2 separate regions of the Homo sapiens genome follow, and region 2 is linked to region 1. Evidence: chromatin loops called from intact Hi-C (ENCODE). Cell type or tissue: Caco-2. All regions are shown on one strand. Each heading gives the region's core, and the rest is flanking DNA. Links, peaks and the distances in the headings are about the cores only. Region 1 has its middle 9.3 kb from the start of THBS4-AS1. Region 2 overlaps SERINC5 (serine incorporator 5).

Region 1 (8,336 bases), core at 133-8,132:
TTATAAATGGAATTTAGAGCATTTAAAGAAATTTAATTAAGTTTACAAATGGCACTAGACAATCAAAAGCTTACAAGTGATTATAAATTTTGCTATAAAGTAATAAGTAGATTTGTATATTTATAGATGTAGTAGAGTCGTAAGATTTTTAAGTTGAACTTCTATACTTAAGGTTTTGTAATTTGTAACTTTAATCAAACATTAATTTTAAAAACCAGTCACCATAAATTGTGTTTTCTGTGTATGAAAGCTACCCTTATAAGCAAATAACAAAATCAATAAAAAACAGCACAGTGACAGTCAGCACTGATTTTTTTTTTATTGAGGGGTGGAGATCTGGAGAACTGCATCCTCAATTCCAAATAAGGGGCTAACAATCATCCCAGAACACTGCCCTTTTCTACATTGGGGACTGTCACCGCACAGAGGGATTAAGGACCTTGATTCAGCTCTCCCTGACTCCAGGGCATCACCAAGCAGCTGGCTGCAGCAACGCTGGGGGCCTGAGCTATCCTGCTGTCAGCTCTCAAACCCCTCATTTTCCAGGACACATGGCCTGAAGAATGCACTAGCCCCAACTTGGGGCCCTGGTGTGGCGATGTGGCAAGGAGCACCTCTCTCTTCTCCCTACTACATCAAAAATTTTAAGGATGCCTAAACATGTCTGCTTATCTGGAGGGCTGGGGTGAATGAGACGTCCAGAATGAAAGCTCTCCTATTCTGACTGCGCCACCTGACTGAGAAGTAACTTTAGCTTATTTCCTTGGCTCATCATAAAAGAACGAAAAGTATTTTCCTCACATTGTCTACCTCCTCAACTATGGAGTGGACATGCATCCACGCCTTCAACTCAGGTCTTTGAGAAAAACAACTTTATTTCCCAAATTTCACCTTGTTTTTCTTCTGAGAACTTATTGTGCCAAACTCAAGAGAAACATAACCTCAGTCTTTCTTGGGGTTCCCATTCTTCTTCCAGAATCAAGACTCTAGGATGTCTTCTCAGAACCAAGGTGTTTGGGGAGGGGGACATCTATCCACACAGATTCCTTCTAACGTGACCATAGTCAGCACCCACCCCCCATACTCTAACAGACCACACTGGGGACCTCAAATCTGTGTGAACCTTTGCAGCCATTCCTTTACTGGCCCCTTACCTATGGACTGCAGAAAGCTCCCACAGGCCTCCCTTCCTTCTCTCTCAGCATGGGAGAATCCTTCTCAAGTATGAGGAGGGAAGCCTTATTCTCCCTTTTGCTTTTGGCCAAGAAATCTTATCCATTCCCGGTGTTCCTTCACTTACGCCCTGCTATGACTTGAATGTGCCCCCTGAAGTTCATGTGTTGGAAACTTAATCCCTAATACAACACTTTTGAAAATTAAGGCCTAGTGGGAGGTGTTTAATTCATGAGGGCAGAGCCCTTGTGAATGGATTAATGTCAGTTATAAAAGACCTTGAGGCTGTGAGTTCCATTTCTTGCTCTCTTATACTCTCTGCCCCTCCATCTTCCACCAGGGGATGACACAGCACAAAGGTCTTTACCAGATACCAGCACTTGATCTATCTTGGACTTCCCAACCTCCCATGTAAAATAAATTTCCTTTCTTTGTAAGTCACCCCATCTATGGTATTCTGTTATAGCAATACAAAATGGACTAAGACACTCCCACAAACCCCAGACTTCGACTATGGGCTTAGCTCTGGGTACACAAAAACTAGAACAGTTTGCAAGCTGGCTCTGACTCACACCACCACAGCCTCACTGAAATAGTGGGCCCAGAGTCCACTCTGCCAGAATGGGAGGACTGGGGCAAAGGGAAATATGAAAAGGAAATGGGTCAATATCTCAAAGTGCTACCACAACATATTGTGAACAACTTCAATAGCTAATTTTAAAAAATTCTTTTTTAGAAATGAGGTCTCACTATGTTACCCAGGCTGGTCTCACACTCCTGGGCTCAAGCAATCCTCCCACCTCAGCCTCCCAAAGTGCTGGGATTACAGGCATGAGCCACCACACGTGGCCTCCTACTGTTTAGATTTGTTCCTAAAAGATGCCTATGTTTAAACCAGGCCAGATCACTCACCCTAGAAATTCCACAAATAACCAATGAGCTGATGGCTCCAGGCAGACGGGTGGCTGAGCCCAGTTCCCATCCTGGCCTGGAGGAGGAGACCTAGGAAGTCACAGCTTAGGATACACTGGGGCGGGCGGGAAGGTTTGCTTTTATCCATCATCCAAGCTGTGATTCAGCGCATAAGTCTCCCTTTCATTAAGTTTAACTTGTTGAGTAACATTAAATTTATATACTGCAAAGCACAATAGAATTTCACTGCTGTGAACATACGCGTTCACAAGCATCATCCAACTAAGTGTGAGCATCTGCTGCCTCATTGGGGGTATTTACTAGTCATTCATTATTTATTTATTTATTTATTTTTGAGACGGAACCTTGCTCTGTCGCCCAGGCTGGAGTGCAGTGGTGTGATCTCGGCTCACTGCAAGCTCCGCCCCCCGGGTTCACACCATTCTCCTGTCTCAGCCTCCCGAGTAGCTGGGACGACGGGCACTCGCCACCACTCCCGGCTATTTTTTTTTGTATTTTTAGTAGAGACGAGGTTTCACCGTGTTAGCCAGGATGGTCTCGATCTCCTGACCTTGTGATCCGCCCATCTCGGCCTCCCAAAGTGCTGGGATTACAGGCGTGAGCCACCGCGCCCGGCCTAGTTATTTATTTTGCAGCACCTATTAGAGTAAACAGTAGCAGATATCTAATGTCTAAGAAAAATTTATGGAAGGAAGATTTGAACGAAAAATTTTCTCCATTAGCATATTTTTAAGGAGTTTTCCTCACAACAATTCCATCCCACTCCTACCCCTCCTACCAGAATTCTGAGGATCAGGGCTTGAGAACTAACATCTCCAAAGTCCCAGTAGCTCTGTGGTTTTCTACAGGCTCCTGGAGGATAAGGACCGTGCCATGTTTATCTCACCCTCCACCTCTCAATAAAGTACAAATTTGTGGAATTGGCGAGGCCAAGAGGCCTCAAATTCTTGTATCTTTCATATCATCCACTAGGGGGCAGCAATCCTCTAAAAATAGCCCCTAAACCAGCCACTTTTTTAGCTAAAAGATGACTAAATTTCATTAAAAGTAGAATAACAAACGCCTGTAATCCCAGCACTTTGGCAGGCCGAGGCGGGCGGATCACGAGGTCCGGAGACCGAGACCATCCTGGCCAACACGGTGAAACCCCATCCCTACTAAAAATACAAAAATTAGCTGGGTGCGGTGGCTTGCGCCTGTAGTCCCAGCTACTCTGGAGGCTGAGGCAGGAGAATCGCTTGAACCCGGGGAGCGGAGGTTGCAGTGAGCTGAGACCGCGCCACTGCACTCCAGCCTGGGCAACAGAGCAAGTATGTGTCTCAGGAAAAAAAAAAAAAAAAAAAAGAATAACAACAACTACAATTTATTAAACACTTACTCTGCTCCTAGCACTATGTTATATGCTAATAGTTCAGGGCTTAAGAACAATTTTATTGGCCAGGAGTGGTGTCTCATGCCTGAAATCTTACCACTTTGGGAAGGTGAGGCAGGAGGATCGCCTCAGCTCAGGAATTTGAGACCAGCCTGGGCAACATAGTGAGACCTATCTCTACTGAGAATGTTTTAATAATTCGTCAGGCATGGTGGTGTGCACTGTAGTCCCAGCTACTTGGGAGGCTGAGATGGGAGGATTACTTGAGCCTGAGTGGACAGGCTGCAGTGAGCTATGATTGCACCCCTGCCCTTCAGCCTGGGTGACAGAGCAAGACCCTGTCTAAAAAAAAAGAACTCTTATTTATCAAAACGAACATCTCAACAAAAAGCAACAACCACCACATAGGAAGGAAACCACCACCTAAACGTGAATTATTGCAACTTAGTCTCTGAACGAACACTGAAGCCTCGCTTTCTTTTAGGTATTGCTTCGCAAAGACTTCTGCCTTGTCCCTCAGCCTAAATTCACAGGATAGAGTCTTCTCCATGAGCAAAGCAAAGAGCCATTCATCTATCCACTCATCATTCACTCATTCTTCAGACACACACTGAGCAATTACTACATACCAGGCACTGTGCTAGATACTGGGAGGGATTTTAAAAGTACACAAAGCCAGTCCATTTTAGTCCAGGCCTCTGTATGACTGAAAGCCTTTGTCTTACTATTAATAATACTGATCATAACTGCAAAATTATAGTGTAGTTTAGAATTAAATGAACCTGGCCGGGCGCAGTGGCTCAAGCCTGTGATCCCAGCACTTTAGGAGGTGGAGGCGGGCAGATCACTTGAGGTTAGGAGTTTGAGACCAGCCTGGGCAACATGGCAAAACCCATCTCTACTAAAAATACAAAAATTAGCCACGTGTGGTGGCATGCACCTGTAGTCCCAGCTACTTGGGAAGCTGAGACAGGAGAATCACTTGAACCTTGGATGCAGAGGTTGCAGTAAGATTGTGCCACTGCACTCCAGCCTGGGCAGCAGAGGGGGATTCCATCTCAAAAAAAAAAGAATTAAATGCACCTCAAAGCCAACCACTAGATTCTCTCGCTCTGTTTAGAAGACATTTGTTTGTTGTAAGAACCCAGACTTAATCCTGAGAGGTTTTAGCGGGGTCTAAAGAGAGCCTCGTCCTAAACATCCCTGCCAGGAAGAACACTTCCAGGGAGCAGGGGGCAGGCAGCTTCCTGGCCCAGGACAGTCTGCATGACCTAAATTACTTGAGTCAAAAATTCTTTGGGCCATATAGTGTTTTGGTGGTTGCTGTTGGGTTTTCTATTTGCTAACTTGAGCAAACATTTAAAATTTGAGTGTTTTTAGACAAAAACCTGGATTTCCAACTTCTCTTTAAAAAGTCAAAAGCTCCAGCCTCCATCTGCATTCACGCACAGGAACCTTGAAAAGGGCCTGTGTTGTCCATGCACCGCAGTGTCCACACATGTAAGTTTCTACCTGACTCTGTAAGTGATCGAGTATGAGAGTCCGTACTTGGGATTTCCCAGGTACCCTGTGCGGCCTGCAGGGGATATGGAGAAGGTTGGGACTCAACCCCTCTTGTGGCAGGCCAGGTCTCACGAATAGCTAAACAGGCAGGCCTCCATGACAACTGTTTCAGCACTGACTGAGTGCTTAGGTTAAACATTAAAGGCTGCAAGAGCCAGTGTCCTTACACAAAGGCTGGAATGTGACAAAAGCCACCAAGAGTCTTGCCTAGGCCTTTCCTGGGCCTTGAAGCATGACAAGATAACAAAGAAATTCTTACATTCCTCGTACCCACGTTTAGGATTAAACACGTTTTATTAGGGGTCAGCAAAGAACTCCCCAGACCGCCATAACTCAGCGGGAGGCAAGATAAGGGTAATCACCCCCAGCACCTGGACCCATCTAGATTAAATAAACTTACTGAGGCTCCGGAGGAAGGTCTCCAGGACTCAGATCTTAGTTATGGATTACAGGGAATCAGTCACTTGTGTCTTTTGATGAATCCACACTTACATGTAGACATATAGCTTCATATAAGCACTGGAAAACTTTGTAAATATGAGTCGGTCTGGTGATATTTTCCTGGCCTTCTGCCTGTACCGGGTTACAGAAATAAACTCTCTTCTTTCCCAGTTTATCTGCATCTCATTACTGGGCCATGAGAACAAGCAGCCCAACCCTCAGTTCAGTCTGGGAACACTCTGGCTAACAACCTGTTAGGGGTTGTCACCACTGCCTGGAGAGGATAGGGGTACACTGGGGGCCAGCCGACAGGAGCTGAGGTCTCAGGTAGAAGATTCCTACCTTATCAATAGATGGAAAGAGATTCAAACCCAGCATCACTGACTCTGGTTCCAAAATCTGAAATTCTTTTATAGCGACAGCACACATTCACCAGGTATGCAGAGAAGAGTTAACAGCAGGTCCGAGATGGCTGCTGATCTTTAGTTAGAAAGGCCTAATTGCAAAGTTGGCCCTTGGCTGGTATCTGAGCACTTGGCTTTCCAGAGTGTTCCCACCATTTCTGAAACTGATAAGAGTGGTTCACCATGTCTTGACTGTACAGTGTGGTTTATGCTGAGCATCTGCTTTCTTTCTGGGAGTTGGAATTTTGGTACATGGTAGGGAGAAGGTGCCTACAAGACGAGACCCTAATAAAAACCCTGGGTGTTGAGTCTCTAATGAGCTTCCCTTGTGGCCAACATTTCATATCCCTTGTCACAACTCATTGCTGGGGAAATTAAGCACATATTATGTGACTTCCACCTGGAGAAGACTCTTGGTAGCTTGCCCCCCTGGTTTTCTCTGGACTTGGCCCCATACACTTTTCTTTCTTTTTTTTTTTTGGTGCTGATTTTGCCCTGTATCCTTTCACTGTAATAAATTATAACTGTAAGAATAACTAGATGCTGAGTTATGCTTCAGCCAATCACTAGATTCTATTTAGAGGGCATTTGTTTATTTGAAGAACTCAGACTTACTTAATCCTGAGAGTTTTTACCTGGGTCCAAAGAGAGCCTTGTTCTAAACATCCCTGTCTAGAAAGCCTCCGATGAGACTTTCTAGCAAACCACTTAAATGTAGTGGTCTTGGAGACCCCGAAACATCAGTCAACTATCTCCAACAACTGAAAGAGGCTTTGGGCTTACAAAGTGCAAAGAATAATTGAGGTGCTAGGTCATCACAGGCATCACTAATGAGAAAATAATGGAAAACAGGGGCCTAAAAGTTGAGGCCAATCACCACAAAACACCTGCAGAGCTGGAGAAGCAAAACTCAAAGTGGAGACCCCTGAGATTGGACACATGACAAGGGACAGAGTCTAACTGAAGTGGTTTATTTGGTTAGTCTCATACCTAGAGAAATTTAAGGTGAGGCAGTCACCCCCAATACCAGCTCTACCCTTCTTTCATAGTCATAGTGTCCCAAATTTTTGCAGGAACCCAGATGCCCAGAATAAAAGATTATACTTCCCAGGTGAGTTGTGGCCATCTAAGTTCTGATCAGTGGCATATAAGCAAAAAAGTTCATGGTAGCTTCTGGGAATCTTCTTCTAAAGAGGGTTAATTTTTTTTTTTTTTTTTAAATGGAGTCTCACTCTGTTGCCAGGCTGGGGTGCAGTGGTGCAATCTTAGCTCACTGCAACCTCCGCCTCCCGGGTTCAAGTGATTCTCCTGCCTCAGCCTCCCAAGTAGCTGGGATTACAGGCATGCACCACCACACCCGGCTAGGTTTCACCATGTTGGCCAGGATGGTCTCGGTCTCTTGACCTCATGATCTACCTGCCTCGGCCTCCGAAAGTGCTGGGATTACAAGCGTGAGTCACCACGCCCAGCCAGATCATTAATATTTCTTATTCGTCCTCTTATCCCTCCTCCTAGGCTGGAATATGGATATAATAGCTGGAGTTCCAGAGGCTGTCTTGAGTTGATGAGAAAGCCTTGGGAATAGAAGCGTCATCACAGAGAACAAGATAGAACTGACACCGTGGAGTAACATACCAGTAACAGACCATAAGATTTCTATCACTGGACTTTGTGGACATGAAAAATCTCCATCTGTTCTTGGGGCTTTACTGTTACTTCCAGCTAAATTTAATCCTCCTTAATGCAAAAGAAATTCCGGATGGGGAAGTGTTTATAAAGTCATGTATCCAGAACCATAGACTCACCAAATCTTAGATCTGAAGAGTCATCAGGAAGCTTTTTGTTTCAGCCTTTTCATTTTACAGTTGGAAAAACTGAGGCCTAGTCACCTCTGTGGTTTGTCAGGGTTACATGGCTAGTTAGGAGCAAAACTGAGGCCAGATCCCAGGTTTTGGGGCTACAGGCTCATGGTTCTCATTTTCCTGCTATGAGAACTGCCTCAGGTAGGCCAGGGCAGGGGTAAAGTCCAAAAGGGGGTTTCTGTCTAGAGGACTCAAAGAAAAAGCAGTGTCGGATTGCCGTAGCTCACGCCTGTAACCCCAGCACTTTGGGAGGTCGAGGCAGGTGGATCGCTTGAGCCCAGGAGTTTGAGACCAGCCTGGGCAACATGGTAAAACTCCATTTCTTCAAAAAATACAAAAATTAGCTGGATGTGATGGTATGTGCCTGTCGTCCAAGCTACTTGGGAGCCTGAGGTGGGAGGATAGCTTAAGCCCTGGAGGTTGAGGCTGCAGTGAGCTACGATGGTACCACTGCACTCTAGCCTGGGTGACAGAGTGAGACTCTATCTCAAAAAAAAAAAAAAGAAAAGAAAAGAAAAGAAAAAAAAGAAAACATGCTGATAGACTGTACGTGATGAAATTTCAGAGATCTCCTGGGAGGCCATCCCG
Region 2 (8,336 bases), core at 151-8,150, 78 kb after region 1:
AGGCTATGGGGCTCAGCATTCACTGGGAGAATGGCTTTAAGGTTATTTATTTATTTATTCATTTATTTTTAACTTTTATTTTAGGTTTAGGGGTGTATGTGCAGGTTTGTTGTAAGGGGAAAATTGCCACAGGGGTTTGTCATATAGATTATTTCGTCACCCAGGTATTAAGCCTAGTACCCATTAGTTATCTTTCCTGATCCTCTCCTTCCTCCCACCTCCACCCTCTGATAGGCCCCAGTGTGTGTTGTTCCCCTCTATGTGTCCACATGTTCTCATCATTTAGCTCCCACTTTTAAGCAAGAACATGTGGTATTTGGTTTTCTGTTCCTGTGTTAGTTTGCTAAGGATAATGTCCTCCAGCCCCATCCACGTTCCTGCAAAGGACATGATCTCTTTCCTTTTTATGGCTACACCGTATTCCATAGATTCCATAGTGTATATGTACCACATTTTCTTTATTCAATCTACCATTGACGGGCATGTCGGTGATTCCATATCTTTGCTATTGTGAATGCCTGTGTCTTTATGTGAGAACCATTTATATTCTTTTGGGTATATACCCAGTAATGAGATTGCTGGACCTAATGATAGTTTTGTTTTTAGGTCTTTGAGGAATTGCCACCCTGCTTTCCACTATGGTTGAACTAATTTACATTCCCACCAACAGTGTATAAGTGTTCATTTTTCTCTGAAACTTCACAAGCCATCTGTTATTTTTTGAAAGTTATAATATTTCAAGGAAACTAAGGGTTCAGATCCTTCAGAGTAACCAGGATGTGATAAGGGATCTCTCTTTCTTTCCTGCGAAATTTTCGACCACTTGCCGACATAAAAGGATGCAGTTTTTACTCAGTCTTCCCTTTGGTCAAATTTGTTTCCAAAATTATCATTATTAAATTGTAATTACCAATAAAGACATAAAATAGACCCTGTTATAATGTTGCTCTTTGGCAAGGGAATAAGATTTTCCTTAGCACCTAATGGTATTAAACCAAGTATTTCAAAACATTATCCCTATTTCAAAAGGTAGGACTTAACCCAAAGATTTTAATCGGAATATCAAGTTGTTCTAGGAACTCTTAACTGATCAATTAAAGGGATTAGGAGAATAATACTCTCAATTTCAATAATGGTCTTAAAATTTTTAATAGAAGAAAACAAATTATTTGTGACTAGTTGCCTTTTTTTTTTTCGACACAGAGTCTCACTGTCACCCAGGCTGGAGTGCAGTGGTGGGATCTTGGCTCACTGCAAGCCCCGCCTCCCGGGTTCAAGCAATTCTCCTGCCTCTCAGCCTCCCGGGTAGCTGGGAATACAGGCGTGTCCCACCATGGCTGGCTAATTTTCTGGGTATTTTTTTGTAGAGACGGGGTTTCCCGAAGTTGGCCAGGCTAGTCTTGAACTCCTGACCTCAGACGATCTGCCTGCCTCAGCCTCCCAAAGTGCTGGGATTACAGGCATGAACAACTGCGCCCGACCACTAGTTGCCTTTTTAAACCACTATTTTAGAAATGATTCAAGGGGGCTGTACATTTATTGCCTGTATTTTCCTACCTAGAACCTGAATGTCATGTGCATTTTCATCACCTATAGGGTCCGACACCCACAAAAAAAATCAGACCAGGGACATCTCACTGTAAGCCCAAAGACACTATACCCTGGCTTAAGAAACCAAGAGTAGTTTATAAATGGCAATTCACATTTATACTTCCTAAAGCACTTTCAGATCCCACTGTCTCTTCCTTCCGGCTTTGAAACAACAATGAGCAAGGTCAGGCTCACATGTTTCCACTGAGTTTACTGAGGAAGAACCTGGGTCTAAGGAAGGTTAGCACATGGGCCAGCTGCTGGCTGAGCTGGGATGGGATGTCCTGCTTCCTGACTCCCAGACCACACTGTCCACAGCCTTGAGTGAAAGATGACCCCAGAACCAACCCCTTCTGCGGCCCTTTCATTCAACTTTTACACAGAGATTGTAGGCAAGCTCATAAACACCTGATCTTGATATACACGGAAGGCATTTCCCATTTAAAGGCTCTTTGTGGTACATTATTTAGCAAAGGCAGTATCTTCCTATTCATTGACTTCGTTACGTTCAGGTCTTTCTCGACATGAGAAATGCTTGGCTATCACAGCTCGAGCATGAGATATGAAGAGACTGGAGCCCCACCTTGCCTACTGCTGACACATCCACAGTAAGTTAAGGAATACACTAGTTCCAAACAAACAAAACAAAACAAAAAAAGCCATTGGGTTTGCTCAAAGACACTTAGGAAAATATAAGTAACGAAGAATGGAAAAAAACATGCTTACGATTTTGGACCCAGGGTGAGATGGCTACCAATGATATAAGCAGGCACAGGCCTCCATTTACTCCCAGCAGAATTTTGTTTTCCATGCAGCTGTCTTTCTGTGTATAAAACACTGCCATCAAAACCAAGCCTCCAGTGGCAATGGAATACATGATGAGCGTCACCAGGGCCAGGGAGGCGTACCACAGCTTGTTACTGGCTGTGCCTGCTGTCCTGTTTCTCCGGGAAGTGGGTAAGAGGGAGAGGAGAGAAGACAAGTCAACGAAGCCCACCATTCTGCGGTAACAGTCACCATCCCTCAGGCAGTAACTAATGCTACAGGCCACAGGCACTGGTACCCAGCTGCTCAGAAGACACATTATTTTAGCAGTGATTATGCTCATCAAAGCTAGAAGGTTCTGGTAAATATGGAAACTTCTTGACTCAAGCTGAGAATTTTCTCTCAACAATGAGAGAATTCCACTTTCTGCGACAAATGTATTCATTCATTAAAATGAATAATGTCAACCCAAATGAGAGACTGAGGCAACAGTCTCAATCAGCCGAGGTGTACTGAGCCAGAGGTCTGAGGGTGCACCTAAAAGCACACAAGTCACAGAATCTTCTGTGGCTGGTGCTCCCAAAGAGGTTGCAGAAGGCTCAGTATTTACCCATTTCTTTAAAGGGGAGAAGGCACGCAGGAAAAGGGGGCAGGTGGTGAGGCAAACGTGACATTCCCCTGAGATTTTAACTAGTGCCCAGTAAACCCTGCTATACAAGAGATATGATCAACATTCAAAAAGGGAGTAAAGGAAGAGTTAATTATGTAGTCTCAGGGTAAGCAGAGAAATGACTGCTGTCCTGTCTTTGTTCTGCACCTGGGAAGATAAGCTTGTAATGGACATTGTCAGTGTGAAATGTAACAGACTGCAATTCCATGGACAGGGAGCTAGACTTAGGTCGCAGACCTAAAGTTACAGCTGACATGTCCTTTTTTATGGGAAGATACACATCTTGAAAGGTTTAGGGACAAGCAGAGAATTTACTTATGAGCAATTTGAGGGCAGCCATCCGGGTTGCATGGGGCCTTTTGCCTTCTGTAGAGATCTAGCTAATGTGTAGTCCTTTGACACAAGGTTGGGAAGTCACAGCTATCTATGGGCAGGTGGGGGGAGACAGCAGTGTCACATGACTGTGTCTCCAGGCTTAACTCTCCATTTGGTGTAATGAGTTTGAGCAGTCCTGAGACTCTTTATTTCCTTTAGCTACCTACAGACTTTATTCTAGCTTCTCCATTCTGACTATGAACCACCGTGGGTCAGTTTTTGGCAGGATGAAAAAAGTGGCTCTTCACTGGGCTTCCCCAAGTTTTCTCCATAAACACAGAGCCCCGAAGCGCCATAGTCTCTACTCCAAAGTGCTGCCAGGAGAGGTGGCTCACACCTGTAATCCCAGCACTTTGAGAGGCCGAGGCAGGTGAATCACTTGAAGCTAGGAGCTCAAGACCAGCCTGGGCAACAAGGCAAAACCTTGTCTCTACAAAAATTAGCAGCATGTTGTGGTGCAAACTTGTAGTCCCAGCTGCTTGGGAGACTGAGGTAGGAGGATCACCTGAGCTCGGGTGGATGAAGGCTGCTATGAGCCATGACTGTACTACTGCACTCCAGTTTGGGCAAGAGTAAGACCCTGTCTAAATTTTTTATTTTATTTTTTTTTGAGACAGAGTCTTGCTCTGTCGCCCAGGCTGGAGTGCTGTGGTGTGATCTTGGCTCATTGCAACCCCCGCCTCCCAGGTTCAAGTAATTCTCTGCCTCAGCCTCCTTAGTAGCTGGGATTACAGGTATCCACCACCATGCCGGGCTAATTTTGTATTTTTAGTAAAGACGGGGTTTCACCATCTTGGCCAGGCTGGTCTTGAACTCCTGACCTCGTGATCCACCCACCTCTGCCTCCCAAAGTGCTAGGATTACAGGCATGAGCCACTGTGCCTGGCCCTAAATGTTTGATAATAATAATAAATAAACTTTTAAAAACAGAAACAAAGTGTTGCCAGCAGCTCTGATGCCATCTTCTTAGGGAGGAAAGAGAATTACCTTTACTAAGAGCCATACTGGCTGACCTTAGCTCTTTATTCCCTGTACTGAAGAGAAGGACCTGTAACTGTGCTGCTTCTTTATCTAAAATAGTATCAGGGAATAGTAAAGGAAAATTTGACATTAAAAAAAGTTAAATAGATAGGAATAAATTCTGGTGATCAACTGTATGGTAGGGTGATGATGGCTAGCAGTAAGGTATTGTATATTACAAAACAGCTAGAGGAGAGGCTTTTGAAGATTCTCAACACAAAGAAATGATACAGCCTGGCCAACAGAGCAAGACCCCATCTACAAAAACCAAAAACCAAACCAAAACAAAAAACAAACAAAAAAATTAGCTGGACATGCTAATTAGCCAGCTTCTTGGGAGGCAGAGGCAGGAGGATTTCTTGAGCCTAGGAGTTCAAGGCTGCAGTGAGCTATGACTGCGCCACGGCACTCCAGCCTGGGTGACAGAGTGAGACCCTGTCTCTTTAAAAAAAAAGACAAAAAAAGAAAGGAAAGAAAGAAAAAGATGATAAATCCATGAGGTAATGAATAGCCAACTACCTTGATTTGATTACTATATAACATATATGTATCAAAACGTCAAAATGAACCCGATAAATATGTACAATTACAATATGTCAATTAAAAAATAAATTAGGGCATGGTGGCTCATGCCTGTAATCCCAGCACTTTGGGAGGCCAAGGCGGACAGATCACGAGGTCAGGAATTCGAGACCAGCCTGACCAACATGGCGAAACCCCATCTCTACCAAAAATACAAAAATTATCCGGGCGTGGTGGTGCATGCCTGTAATCCCAGCTACTTGAGTGGCTGAATCGCTTGGACACCAGAGGCAGAGGCTGCGGTGAGCCCAGATCATGCCACTGCACTCTAGCCTGGGCAACAGAGCAAGACCCTGTCTCACACAAAAAGGGAAATTGTTCAGAACAAAAAAAAGTATCTATAAATGCTAAATGAAGAGGACAGAACAGGGAGAATGAATTGAATGAATCATTGTCATCTGCCTTATGATTAAATTGCTCTTTGTAACCACATTCTCCCAAACCTCACAGAAAAAGCAACTTGCTTTATGCCCTCACAAAACTGGAAAGTGTTCAAGCAACCCAGCTAAAATGTTTTAATGATGAAAAAGTTCCTGCAACCAGAAACAAAGAAAATAGGGAGGAAAGGCCAAAATGATAATGACCGTCATATTCCTGAAACTGTGCCAGACACTCCAATGACCTTGGAATTATTCTAACATAAAAGGCATACAAAGGAAATGAGAGAAAAATGGGATTTTAAGAAGGAAAAAAATATCTAAGAGCAAATAATAATGGATGATGGGGAGACAGCATGAATTATACAGAAAAAGGTAAACACTGCTGACTGGTTTGTGCGTGGGAGACGACCAACGCTTCTATTCACTAGTCTTTTTGGTTATGTTATTAGAATATGAAGGACTTTCTTTCAGTTAATTTATGTTTACAGTCCATCCCAAAGTTAAATCTTCAACCCTAACCTTTCCCCTGAATGTCACTTATATTATCCCCTTGTTCATTTAACAATTGGAGACCCACTTGAAGGTCTAACTGGTATCTCAAACTTGGCACATCCAGGCTAAGGCTAACTTCCTGATATTGACACCCCCATTCCTCCATCCCCCAAACCTGCTATTGTGCAATTATCCCAACCTCAGAAAACAGCAACTCCAACTTCCCATTGTTAGGGGAAGAGGGAAAGAAAGAAAGAGGAAAGGAAAGAAAGGAAAGCAAAGAAAGAGGAAAGGAAAAGGAAAAGGAAAGGAAGAGGAAAGGCAGGAAGGAAAGAAGGAAGGAAGGAAGGAAGGAAGGAAGGAAGGAAGGAAGGAAGGAAGGAAGGAAGAAAATGAAATGAAATGAAATGAAAAGAAAAGAAGCCGGGTGCAGTGGCTCACGCCTGTAATCCCAGCACTTTGGGAGGCCGAGGTGGGCGGATCACCAGGTCAGGAGATCGAGACCATCCTGGCTAACACGGTGAAACCCCGTCTCTACTAAAAAATACAAAAAATTAGCCGGGCATGGTGGCAGGCGACTGTAGTCCCAGCTACTTGAGAGGCTGAGGCAGGAAAATGGCACGAACCCGGGAGGCGGAGCTTGCAGTGAGCCGAGATTGTGCCACTGCACTCCAGCCTGGGCGACAGAACGAGACTCTGTCTCAAAAGAAAAGAAAAGAAAAGAAAAGAACAAAAGAACTGTGGTCACTCTGGAAGCTTCTTGCTGCTCTCCCCTCCCCCACCCACCTCCACCCAGAGCTGGCTTTGGAACATAGGAGGATCCAGCTCCTTGCTACCACTTAGTTCCAGACTACTCCTCCCTCACCTGGATTGACTCCCCCTGACCTCCTTACTTGCACCCCTGACACCTTTTCACCTTTCTGCACTTAAAACAGATTATATTCCTCCCTTTTTAAGGCCCTCTGGTGCTCTCCCATCCCACTAAAAATCCAAAAAAAGTCTTTACACTCGACACCTAAAGCCCTTTGTTTCAATTCTAATAGAGAATTGACACTGTAAACCACAAAATTTGAGCTAGAAAGGAAAAAAAAAGAACACACCAGTTAGTCCAAACACATTATTTAAGTGTGAAAATGGAGGTCAGAGGGGCCGACTGATGAGCTCTACAGTGAGAACAAGCATTAAAAGGGGCACTGAAGCCGAACACAATGTCATCCCAGTACTTTGGGAGGCCAAGGCAGAAGGATCTCTTTAACCCAGGAATTCAAGATCAGCCTGGGCGACGTGGCGAAATCCCATCTCTACCAAGCAAACAAAAAAAGAAATTAGCCAAGTGTGGTGCCACATGCCTGTAGTCCCAGCTTCTCAGGGGGCTGAGGTGGGAGAATCACTGAAGCCTGGGAAATCGAAGCTGCAGTGAGCCATGATCACACAACTGCACTCCGGCCTGAATGACAAAGTGGGATCCCATCTCAAAAATAATAATAATAATAATAATAATAATAATAATAAAAGAAAAAGAAAACAAAAGGGTACTGAAATCTGCATCTCCTGGTTGCCAGGCCCATGACCTTTCTATCCTACTGTTTTTAGGATCATCTCCTTCTCAAGATATTTACAAAGAGATAAATGAAAAAGGGAAGAAAAGGTACTTTAGTTGTTCTATTAAGAGCAATGAGCACATTTTCTAGATTCTTATAAGCAAGAGTCTGTTAAAAAAACACAGCAAGGCCAGGTGCGGTGGCTCGAGCCTGTAATCCCAGCACTTTGGGAGGCCGAGGTGGGCGGATCACGAGGTCAGGAGATCGAGACCCGTACGAGCAGGGGATTGAGTGTGGCTAATTCACACCACTGGTTGACTCAGAGCCCAAGCAAGGGAGTAGGGGCAGGGGGTCAAAAAGTGAGAAGTGAATGAAGGAGAGGAGTAAATGAAGAGGTACAAAAAAGCAGGTATAAAGGGAAACAAAACTGCAAATCCCTAGCAATGCAGTTGAGTACAGCCTTGGTCAAAACTGGGCAGTTTCTGTGAGTCAATGGGAAGCTTTCCATAAAGGCACACACCAGTTCTTGTTCCACTTATGTGCAAACTCCACGAGCAGGAGGAGCTGGATGCCAATGAAGAGGAAGCCTCCGACGGCTCCCACATAGCGCCAGGCTGCAAAAGACCATGAAGAACACAATGAGGCAACCTTTCGTTGTATTTTGCTCAAAAGAGAATAACCACAGCTAATTTTTACTAGATGATCAGTGTACCTAACATATTTGTCACACAACCATATAAGATATGTATTACTATTATAAATGTCACTCACTTTACAGAAGAGAAAAATTGAGAATCTATGTAGGTTGACAACATCTCAGTCAATAAATGGTATAGTTGGGATCTGAACACAGGCAGTCTGACCCTGAAATATCCAAGCTTATCCTCCACACTACATCTGCCAGGTACCCTAATAGATGCC

What was found. A loop is a pair of places that touch in the nucleus more often than their neighbours do. Peaks named below come from ENCODE experiments on the same cell type or tissue, not always from the same donor. Only the 100,000 strongest peaks of a DNase experiment are listed, where the experiment ranks them.
Region 2: a loop joins it to region 1, with 6 times the contacts of the local background. A loop is called at or near these places in 8 of 110 quality-filtered maps.

What each region holds. Positions count from the first base shown.
Region 1 is chr5:80,088,820-80,097,155 of GRCh38, forward strand. No RefSeq gene overlaps it. Among named protein-coding and RNA genes, the nearest start is that of THBS4-AS1, 9.3 kb to the left of the region's middle. In Caco-2, for the core only: CTCF peaks have their summits at 3,109 (motif pointing right) and 5,089; DNase peaks (open chromatin) are centred at 3,125, 5,222 and 5,822.
Region 2 is chr5:80,167,019-80,175,354 of GRCh38, forward strand. SERINC5 (serine incorporator 5) reads right to left here. Exons shown (of 12, transcript NM_001174072.3): 5 at 7,936-8,029; 6 at 2,317-2,528. Among named protein-coding and RNA genes, the nearest start is that of SERINC5, 85 kb to the right of the region's middle. In Caco-2, for the core only: no CTCF peak of the experiment used is centred there; a DNase peak (open chromatin) is centred at 3,443.